2 separate regions of the Homo sapiens genome follow, and region 1 is linked to region 2. Evidence: chromatin loops called from intact Hi-C (ENCODE). Cell type or tissue: HepG2. All regions are shown on one strand. Each heading gives the region's core, and the rest is flanking DNA. Links, peaks and the distances in the headings are about the cores only. Region 1 overlaps ZDHHC14 (zDHHC palmitoyltransferase 14). Region 2 overlaps LOC105378076 (a long non-coding RNA gene).

Evidence for each region. Hi-C counts contacts between places; a loop is a spot of excess contacts. Peaks named below come from ENCODE experiments on the same cell type or tissue, not always from the same donor. Only the 100,000 strongest peaks of a DNase experiment are listed, where the experiment ranks them.
Region 1: a loop joins it to region 2, with 2.9 times the contacts of the local background. A loop is called at or near these places in 6 of 110 quality-filtered maps.

What each region holds. Positions count from the first base shown.
Region 1 is chr6:157,611,402-157,616,780 of GRCh38, reverse strand. All of the region lies in intron 3 of ZDHHC14 (zDHHC palmitoyltransferase 14), which reads right to left. Among named protein-coding and RNA genes, the nearest start is that of MIR3692, 85 kb to the right of the region's middle. RefSeq lists enhancers at 1-250, 251-752. In HepG2, for the core only: CTCF peaks have their summits at 1,084 and 2,528; DNase peaks (open chromatin) are centred at 2,050, 2,560, 3,420 and 3,660.
Region 2 is chr6:157,332,502-157,337,880 of GRCh38, reverse strand. LOC105378076 (a long non-coding RNA gene) reads right to left here. Exons shown (of 3, transcript XR_943165.2): 3 at 4,931-5,379. Among named protein-coding and RNA genes, the nearest start is that of TMEM242-DT, 12 kb to the right of the region's middle. In HepG2, for the core only: a CTCF peak has its summit at 2,781; a DNase peak (open chromatin) is centred at 2,760; H3K27me3 peaks cover 470 bases.

The DNA.
Region 1 (5,379 bases), core at 161-5,160, 280 kb before region 2:
CATCTGTAGGGTCTCCCAACATTCTCATGGCACACTGTCCCTGCACCCGGACGTCTGATCCCCCCGAAGTATCTGTTCCTCCTGCCTCGTGTGTGGTTGGGATTTTAGGGCATACATCTGAGATTCCACAATCCCTCTGTCCCTTCAGTTCGAGGTCTGGTCTACGGTACACACTCAGGTCAGGGAGGGTGCACCTGGGAGTGGAGTGGCCTGGCAGCCTTTCCTGCTGGGCACAGGGCCGCTCGTCCTCTAGGGTGCCTGTGGGTTCTGTAGTGTCCAGCTCCAGCCTTGGGCCTGGCATCTCCCTGGGGTGAGCTGACCCCCTGGACACTTGTGGACCTAATTGTCCCACGGGCCCTCCCCTTCCGCAGGTCCCAAGCTCTGGTCATCAAGCTCCCTGCAATCTCTCCTCCTCACAAGCTGCCTCTTCTTTGCTAGTGGCATCCCCCATGGGGAACCCATTTATTTCATGCCCTCTGCCCCCTCATCCCTCACATCCAGGTGGTCAGCAGGAGGTGGTCATGGTCTCTCTGATCTCTCCTGTCTTGCTCCCCAGTGTCTGAAGGCCACTGCACTGTGCCGGCTCTTGTCCCCTCTTGCAGGAGCCGCTGTCACATCTTCCTGGACACCCCCCTTATGTGTCCCCCACACTGTTGCCAACAGGGCCTTCCAGTGCAAATGACATCTCAGGAGCCTCTTGCCTGAAGTCTCTGGGTGGTTCCTAATGCTGCTGGCGCCCCACTCTCCTGTCACTGGCTGCACCCCCAATGTGTCTGCAGAACCGAGTGCTCTGAGGTCTGGGTTTCCAAGCTGAGCTCCTTGGGTGCTGGGCAGGCCTCTGGCCCCCTCTCTCACCTCTTCTTCCTTCCCCTTGAACTATAGCAGTTAGACCTATGTCTGTTTTATATACTGAGTTTCCTCATTATTTTTCATTTTCTAAAATGGATCACTGCTTATAACAACCAAAACAAAACAAAACAAAACAAAACAAAAATGCAGTCAGCTAGTAAATGTGGCAAATGTTGACTGTAATTATTGTGAGCAGCTCTGAGTGAAGTTCCTAGGGTGCGATGCTGCCCCCTTATGAAACACCACATGATGGGCACTGCTGGCAGGATGTAGGACTCTACGGCAGAGGACTTGAACTTGGGTCCTGGCCTTTTGCCTAGTGATATGATGTGCACAGTTTCTGGGCCTCAGCAAGTCGGATATGCTATAAAAGGTTATTTCCAACTCAAATACTACGATTCCATAGCTAAATAAAACTTTTCAAGAACTGAAGTCAATTGTGTCTACACATTTCACACAATGAGGAAGTGCTGGCCAGCCCAGCAGCAGGAACTCTACAAATAAAGTATTTACGAGAACAGGGGCGCTTACAGACCCAGCCTAGGCCCAGAACAGGTTGGTGGCTCTAATGGCACTCAGAAATGACGAAGTACGACATCAATACCCCTGCCAGCAGACTTGGGTCCGCACAGACGTCTGGAGCTCTAAATACAGTGTGCTGTTTTTGTTTCTTGTTGTTCACATAAAGCTGCAAGCACTTCACTGAGTCACTGCAGTCCAGTCAGCAGGTCCTTAATTACTTTTCTCAACAAAGGCACTCAAAAGAACAGGCAAAGTTCTACCAGTTAGGACCGGCTATGGAATGTCGGGGGCCCGTGGCAAAATGAAAATTTGGGGCAGCTGCTTAAAAATCATTAAGAATTGGCCGGGCACAGTGGCTCATGCCTGTAATTCCAGCACTTTGGGAGGCGGAGGTGGGTGGATCCCCTGAGGTCAGGAGTTTGAGACGAGCTTGGTCAACATAGTGAAATCCCACCTACTAAAATTACAAAAATTAGCCAGGTGTGGTGGCGGGCACCTGTAATCCCAGCTAGCTGGGAGGCTGAGGCATGAGAATCGCTTGAACCTGGGAAGCAGAGGTTACAGTGAGCCAAGATTGCACCATTGCACTCCAGCGTGGGTGACACAGTGAGACTCTGTCTCAAAAAAAAAACAAAAAAAAAACATGAAGAGTTTCAAGCTGGAGAGAGCAGAACACGAAGTCCATCTGGGGCCCCGTGTGAGGAAGCAGGTCACACACTGGTGACCCCGGCCCTGCTAACTGCCATAGTGTTACGGCCTGGGAATGTGATTTTCCCATTTGTGGCAGATCGATGTCTAGCGATTCCATGGGGTTTTCTGAGAGGATTTATAGAGAGTTTTTCTAAGAACATCACACAGTGAGGAAGTTGTGATTTCCTCGGAGTTAAGGCCTAGTCAACAGCCCCTTCTCTATGGAGAGCCTTGGGGCTTTTCTTCCCCTTGAACTACAGCAGTTAGACCTATGTCTGTTTTATATATTGAGTTTCCTCATTACTTTTCATTTTCTAAAATGGATCACTGCTTACATCAACCAAAAAAAAAAAAAAATCAGTCAGCTAGTAAATGTGGTAAAGTTGACTGTAAATCAGTCAGCTAGTAAATGTGGTAAAGTTGACTGTAATTTTTGTGAGCAGCTGTGAGTGAAGTTCCTGGAGGTGGGGCTGCTCCCTTATGAAACACCACACAGTGGGGCACTGTTGATGGGATGTAGGACTCTATGGCACAGGACTTGAACTTGGGTCCTGGCCTTTTGCACTCCCCGCCCCCCCATCCCCCCTACCAAGAGCTGCGGTGTCTTCACCCAGGTGCACCAGCCAGCGGTGGGGGGGCTTGCCAAGAGCTGCCATTTTCTAGCCTGGGCGAGGCTGACTGGGTGAAGGTGTGATGGGAACAAGTTTACCAAGGAAGAAGGATATAATATCAGGGAGACCACGAGAGGAAGAGTCAGCAAACACTAAAACTGTCAGCCCTTTCAATACTATTTTCCAAGAGTATCAGAAACTGTTTATAGCCTCCAGGGCAACCGTTCTTAGACTTTTTTTTTCATTCCTTACTGGTTTAAAACTCTGATGACAGCTATGGATCCCTTCACTCTCGTGCACTCACACATTTTAGGTACAATTTCCCGAAGCCTATTCCTAGGCCCCAGGTTAAGAATGGATGACCTATCAGGTTAGTTCACAGAAACTGAAATAACTTATTTCAGATGATGAGATGGATGGGCTGCCTACTGCTCCAACAAGGCTGCTTGAAATGATTTATTTCAACCAGAATTTAAAACTGAGCTGTTCTAAGAAGGCAGGCCAACAGGTGCCTATCGTGTGGCATGCTAAATGTGCCATCCCCAGGGTCCCGGAGGTATACAACCTAAAATCCCAGCCCCAGGCAGGCTGACACCCTGGGCTAACCCCGGCATAAGTCAATGGAATCCTTGGCCTACTCAGAAGGAGCTACTCTAATTACGCTTTATTCCAGGATTTCTTAAACTAAGGGTTGTGATCAAATAGTGAGTCATGAAATTGATTTAGCTGGTCATGACCAGCACTAAAAACAAACAATAAAATAGAAAGTATCAAGGCATCTTCTGTTGAGAAAGGCAAGCACTGTTTCATGCCTTTTATGTGCATCTCTGTGCACTGGATCCCAGTAGAAAATGTATTTCCTACTGTGAGTTGCTGTAAAACACAAAAAGTTTGAAAGCTACTGTTTTATTCGAATTTGTAGGAGGCACACGTGAGGCCCTCCGATATCTGTTGAGTAGATAAATACACGTGTAGGTTGCGTCAGTCACAGACCTAAAGACACCATGAGTCATTTTCAGTGATGGCATTTCCACCCTCCCAGAACTGTGCAAGGATTACTAGCTCTTGATCAGACTTAATTTTTTTTAAATGATCATTTCTCTTGGAGTCTGACATTTTAAAATTTGTGCTTCTGGTAGGTTTGAGGGTGAAGGATATGGGTTTCATTTAGTTTAGATTGGGTGCCCGAGGCTTTTTTTTTCCCCCCAGTTGAGAACACTAACCTCATCATAGGGCCAAAAAAGCAATATACTTTTTTTTTTTTTCTCTAAGAGAGAAGACTACGATGGAGACATGAAGGTAGATACAGCAAGAGGAGCATCAAATTCTCTTTTTCTTCTTCCCTCCCTTCTCTCCTTCAGTAAATACTAACTGAGCAGCTGCATGCCAGTCAAGGAGTTGGCTGCTGGGAATACAGTAAGGGAAACTGACACAGGCCTGGCCTCTTGAAGCTTACCCAACTGTGGGCAGAGACATCGGCCACTCGAGTCCACACATCCCCAGTGTATACCATGACAACCCTGGTCAGAGCTATGAAGGAAGCATACAGAAAGCTATGGGAAGTGTGTGCAGTGGCAGGCTTCCCTGAGGAGCCCACGCCTGAACATCTCCCTGAAAGATGAGCAGGAATTAACAGAGAGGAACCAGAGGAGACCTCGGGGCTGGAGCCCAGGTGGCATGCAGGACTACGGTGCAAGCCGAGAGAGGTGGGTCTTGTATACTAGGTTAAGGATTTTGGCCTCCTTCCCATAGTGATGAGATTCTGTTTGGAAACGGTCACTCTGATGTCAGCATAGAGGCTGGATTAGATGAGGAGCAGAGTGGATGGTGGGTGTCCTCCGAGAGACCTTTGCACAGTTAAAGTGAGAGATGATGGCGGCTTGCAGCTGGCCGAGGCAGTGCACAGAAGGAAAGGGATGAAGTGGTTTAAGCTGGGATCCACCTAGTAAGCAAACTGTACAGAGCCTGGTGATGGATTAGGTGAGCAGGGTGTGGCAGAGAAAGGAGTCGGTAGGACCCTCACGTCTGTGTAGCCTGTGAATGGGGCTGGCCCTCAGCAAGGTGGGGGGTCACTGGGGAAAGATGATTTGGGGTGCTTTTATCTCCCCAAGTGGACATGTCCAGCGGGAAGCTGCATATGCATGTCTGGAGCTCTGAGGAGAGGTCTGAGCTAGAGACATAAGCCTGGCAGAAAGAGAGACTCCGGAAGGCAAAAGGAGCAAGACACAGGTATAAACACACACTCGTCAGAGCCACAAAGCCAAGAACCACACACACACAAAAGGGACGGAGCCGGTCAAAAAGATGCACAAACAGGGAAAGTCAGATGAACAGAGACAGACTTTCATGAAGCAATCGCTTGTGGCTTTTCTGGGTATGGAAGAAATATATTTTTCAAGCTAAGTTGCAGTTTGACAATTCCAGGCAGAAATAAGGTGAGCACTTGGCCAGAGTCCACCCTCCCTTGCTGGATCGTCTCCAACCTGCAGGCACACATCTACCTTTGCCTTGGAAGAAGGTCTCTTTGCACTGGGCACTGACACTGCAGTTGAGTATCACTGACAAAGCCAGAACAGGATGAAAATGTGCCCGGGAGGCCCCAGAAATTCTGTTGTTGAAGCTTTCCTATTGGCCAGGGATGCTCTCTCCAAAAAACTGTATTAGACATGTAATCTCACTCTTTTGTCATAAACAGTTTCTAAATAAA
Region 2 (5,379 bases), core at 262-5,261:
ATCATTTTTAGGATTTAGTATTTCAGTGAAATTGAGAAATACAGCAAAGGAAATGTAATTCTTGCTCATGGCTTGATGGATTCAGAAATGTGAAAAATGGTAAGTTAGAAGTCATTAGCACAGGAGTTGGCAGAATCGAGCTACCAAAGGATCATATTGTTCTTGGTCATTTGCCTTCTCATTACTCTTAAGGCAAAGACTAATTACCTGCCTACGAGAATCCAACACTTGTCTCTAAGCCAATATTTAGGGGCTATCATGAGGCATATTCTCATCCCTCCCTCCCCACAAAAATCTTGGAAATAAGAGAAATAAGATACTCTCTGAGAGTTAAGTTTCAAATCACTAGGACAGAATAATAACAAAGAAATACAAAGTCACCTTAAAAACAGAAGTACCCTCAGCCTGGGCAATATGCCAAAACCCCATCTCTACAAAAAAAATACAAAAATTAGCCAGGTATGGTGGCTCATGCCTGTAGTCCCAGCTACTTGGGAGGCTGAGGTGGGAGGACTGCTTGAGCCTGGGAGGCGGAGGTTGCAGTGAGCCCAAGTTGTGTCACTGTACTCTAACCTGGGCGACAGAGGGAGACCCTGTCTCAAAACGAAAACCCAAAGCAAAACAAAACCCAGAAGTATCCTGAGAGCTGGAGGACTTGGCTTTGGCTGGATTGAGTATATCAAACTATCTGAAGCAAAATGCGCTCGTCAGAAAAGGCCACCAAAGCTCATCATCAAAGCAGACATCAAGAGTGCTCAATGAATTCCCTTGCAGAAGAACAAGCTTGAATTGCTTGGAATGTTTAGATATCCTTACTGTGAAACAAACACCTCAGCTTATCTCAGCCTGATGCCTTTAAATAATCAATTCTAATTCCCCATGTTTCAATTCCGTATTTACCAAGAAATATTTTTATAGGAATAATTTTATTTCAAAAGTAATACATGTTTATAACAGAAATCATCAGAAAATATGGGCCAAGCCCAGGGATAACATTAATGCCTTGATAGATTTTCTTCCATGCCATTTTTCACACACAGAAATATACAAATATACATATTAACAAAAATAGAAAGGTTTCTATTTTGGGGTGGGGTTCAACTTGCTGTTCACTCAATAATGAATAATGAACATCTTTGTATATCAACAAATATACCTCTGTGACAGCAGGTTCATAATTACATATTATTTTTGATGGGGGGCAATCCTATAATTTATTTAACAAAGCTCTCATGCATATTTCTTTCATTTCCATCCTTTTGCAATTATTAACAGCATTGTTGGAGACATCCTTGTAGCAAATCTTTGCAACTCCTTAACCATTTCCCTGCACAGATTCTCAAAGGGCATGGACATTCCAAAACTTCTGATACATTTTGCCAGATTGCTTTCCAGAAAATAATCCTGTAATTTTTCCAGTGTTTGCCAGTTTTATAGGTGATGAATCAATCATTAGGCTATTGTTTTAATTTGTCATGAGGTTGAAATTTTTTCATGAATTTCTTAGACACTCGAATTTCTTGTTTTTAAAATCTTCCTATTCATAATCTTTGCCCCCTTTTTAAACAATGGGATATCTAGAGCTTTCTTGCTTATTTACAGAGGTCCTTATACGAATAAGGATATGAACTTTTGTGATCCATCGTACAAATATTTTTGTTATTTGCCTTTTGCTGCAATATGGTGTTTTGCCTTAAGCTCAGAATCAGTTAGGAATGAATTTAACTTCAGGAAATAGAAAACTCAGCTCCACTCTCTTAAGGGGGACTTATTATCTCATGTAACAAGCATCTCATAGAGAGGCAGCTGTTGGACCTGATTCAGACAGTTGACAATGTGACAGCTCACGTCCCTGTCCTCTCGTAGCCCCTCCCATTTGTTACCTTATCATCATTAAATGGCCGCTGCAGAACTAGCCACCAGGTCTGTGTTCCAGGCAGAAGGAAGAAGAGTGGAGGAAGAGACAAGACCAGCCGACCTTTGCTTATGTCTTATTGGCCAGAACCGATTTCATGGCCACTCCCAACAGTTAGGAAGAGGCTGGCAAGGGCGAAGGAGGCATAGGATTAAGTGAGCAAACTTAATCTGTCTGCTGTAGAGCAGTGTTAAGACTTTATGTAGTCAAACTGACCTACATTTATTTCTTCGGTTTCATGCTTTAAAAGTTCTTCCCAACTTATTTACCAACTTATTTCGGTAGATATTCATCTATATTTTTTCCATTATTTTTATTGTTTCATTTTGTCCCCAAATCCTTTTTGAACTTTCTCCTCTGATTTGAAATACTCCACTTCTTCACTAAGCTATGAGATGCACTGAAGTGCGTTTTGGCCGGTACTATTCTGTTCTGCAGATCTAGATTCCTATTCTGTGCTATAGCTAGTACTTTAATTAATGCAAAGTACCATGCATTTTAACATTGTGAGGCAAGTCCCTCTCATCATAGTGCTTTCTCAACAAAATGTTGACCTTTCTTGAATGTTTATTATTCAGATGAATTTTGAATCATTCTAACAAGGTTTAAAAGTAATCTTATTTGAGGCAGGGCATGGTGGCTCATGCCTGTAATCTCACCACTTTGGGAAGCCCAGGCAGGTGGATCACCTGAGGTCGGGAGTTCAAGACCAGCCTGGACAACATGGTGAAACCCTGTCTCTACTAAAAGATATAAAAATCAGCCAGGCATGGTGGCCCGCGCCTGTAGTCCCAGCTACTTGGGAGGCTGAGGCAGAATCGCTTGAATCCGGGAGGCGGAGGGCGTAGTGAGCCTAGATGGCGCCATTGCACTTTAGCCTGGGTGACAAGAGTGAAACTTCATCTCAAACAAAACAAAACAAAACAAACAACAACAACAAAAGAAGATCTTATTTGGATTTTAACAGGAATTGCATTACATTTATAACATAAAGGAGAAGAATTAACAACCTGTGTGATTAAGACTTCTAGGCCGGGCGTGGTGGCTCATGCCTGTAATCCCAACACTTTGGGAGGCCGAGGCGTCCGATCACGAGGTCAGGAGTTTCAGACCAGCCTGACCAACACGGTGAAACCCCGTCTCTACTAAAAATACAAAAAAATTAGCCAGGCATGGTGGCGTTCGCCTGTAATCCCAGCTACTCAGGAGGCTGAGGCAGGAGAATCGCTTGAACCTGGGAGGCAGAGGTTGCAGTGAGCCGAGATCACACCACTGCACTCCAGCCTGGGCGACAGAACGAGACTCCGTCTCAAAAAAAAAAAAAAAAAAAAAAGGAAAAAAGAAAAAAGAAAAGACTTCTAGGGCAGAAGCATGATGGAGGCAAGTCTTCTTGTTTATGTCAGTAAAGTGTTGTGATCATCACATAGTGGATTTCTTCCCCTCTGTTTTGTATTTTAATGGGGTATAGCTAATGTATAGAAAAGTTGAAACTTTTATTAAGATTTCTTTTACAGCTGGAAACTTCACTGAATCCTCAATCATTCTAAACGTTTTTCCTTACTTATTATATGTCCAATTAATCTGCCAGAACCTCCAAGAGGGGGGTGTCCCCTGCAACTTTGATTGTTATCTGGCTTCCCATTATGGTTCTTTTGCCATATTTTTCATTATACTATATTAAGCTGGCATTCACTCATGAGCCTAATTAACGTAATTTTTCCCCTGAGAGATAAATCTACTCTTGCTCTGCTGACAAAAGAAAGTTTCAGAGACAGCGGAGCTGAGCTGGCCCATGTTGTGTGGCATAAGCCACCTTGCAAGTTCTAACCTGTCCCTCAGTGGAGGAATGTCTTCTACATCGCTTTGTACATATTAATACAAAAAAATGTATTTATGAACCTCTGTTGTAGAGGTATATTTGTTGACATACAAAGATGTTCATTTTTTGCTCAGAAAGTACCTAATTCCATTTTGGGGACATTTCAAATTTTTAAAAGTTCTCATGTGTAGAGACATGATCTACCCAATATAACTTCTCTCTGTGCCTCCTGAGAGAGGCATCAGCTTCCCAATTCTTCTCTCTCCAACCTAAATATATCTCCCTCAATGATTTCTTCTTAGATAAGCTGGCTAAGACTTCTCACCCTCCTTGTCACTCCCCTTCGCCTGCCTGCTCTTGGAGGACGCTTCCTCCACAGTGGCCCCCAGAACAGATGGGAATGAGTGGGAGAGACTTCTCCTAGGCAGACGCACAATGACCTCCACTGTTTCAGCATTATCGCCAACTAAATTGTCCATTTCTTTGTCTCAGGAAGTGCTTCAGGCCAAATCTCTCCCATCCTGCACTTGTGTATTTTCTGAAAATTTGATTTATTCCTGTTAAAGTTCATTTTATGTGTGATTGACTTTTGTTCTTGTCTAGCTAAGTAATTTTGAGACATTTCTGTCATTCATCTCATTCATTAAATAACCAAACCTTCTTGTTTTGTGCCTTACATAAAATTTAATAGCCTGCCTTCTAGCTCTAGGTCCAAGTTGCATATAAATACGTTGAAATGGCCAGGGCTGAGGAGAGACCTGTGGCGTGACCTCGGGTGTCTCCTTCCAGGTGATACATAAATCACTCTTCTTTAGGCATAGGTGGTCAATCAGCTTCAAACGTAACCAATCTTATTGATAAAGGGATGAAAGGAAGGACCTTGTCAAAGATCAGCTGGGGAAGAGTATTGTCCAGAGCTCCATGTGACCCATCTGTGATGTGGTCAGCTATGGGTGCAGCCACTACAACAGAGCAGCGCACACAGGAAAAAACCAGGACCTAGAATCAGATCTGACTCCTGGAGTGGAACACACAGTGGGCTGGGGCGAGGCTGGGGTTTCAGAGAGAATCGTTATGTTAGTAATATTAGGAAGTACCACCAGCCACTCAGCTCACGGTACCCTATGGGCTTTTGCTTCTAGACGATGTGAGTGGCACATGTGGTTATGAGAGTGGCATGTACTTCACAGGCTGCTGCGTGTGCAGGTGTGCAATGAGGTTAATGCATTAAATAAGACTATTTTACATGAGAGGGGTGTGTTTTCCCAATTCTAGCAAAGACACCATAAGGGCTTTCATGATATCCCCGTGAAAGACAGTGTGGGAGCCAGAGAAAGCAAGCCTGGATAGTACCTTGAAGGATGGCTGCGAGGGCGTTAGGAGAGGGAAGAGCAGACAGAGTGCCAGGAGAGAGGAAGTCATCAGGACATCATGTGTTGCAGATTGGGTGGACCATTGATAAATGTGGTTCCCACTAGGCAGAGCTGCTGGCCTATACATGGCTGTCTTTGGGTCTGGTGGTGACTCTGGTTCAACTCGCTTTGGCCAGGGTAAGTGGATGATGTGAGATGAAACACAGCCACCCCTGCAAATGGAACCACGCCTGGCCATTTTTCTGAGGAAATGACTAGCATTCAACACATCA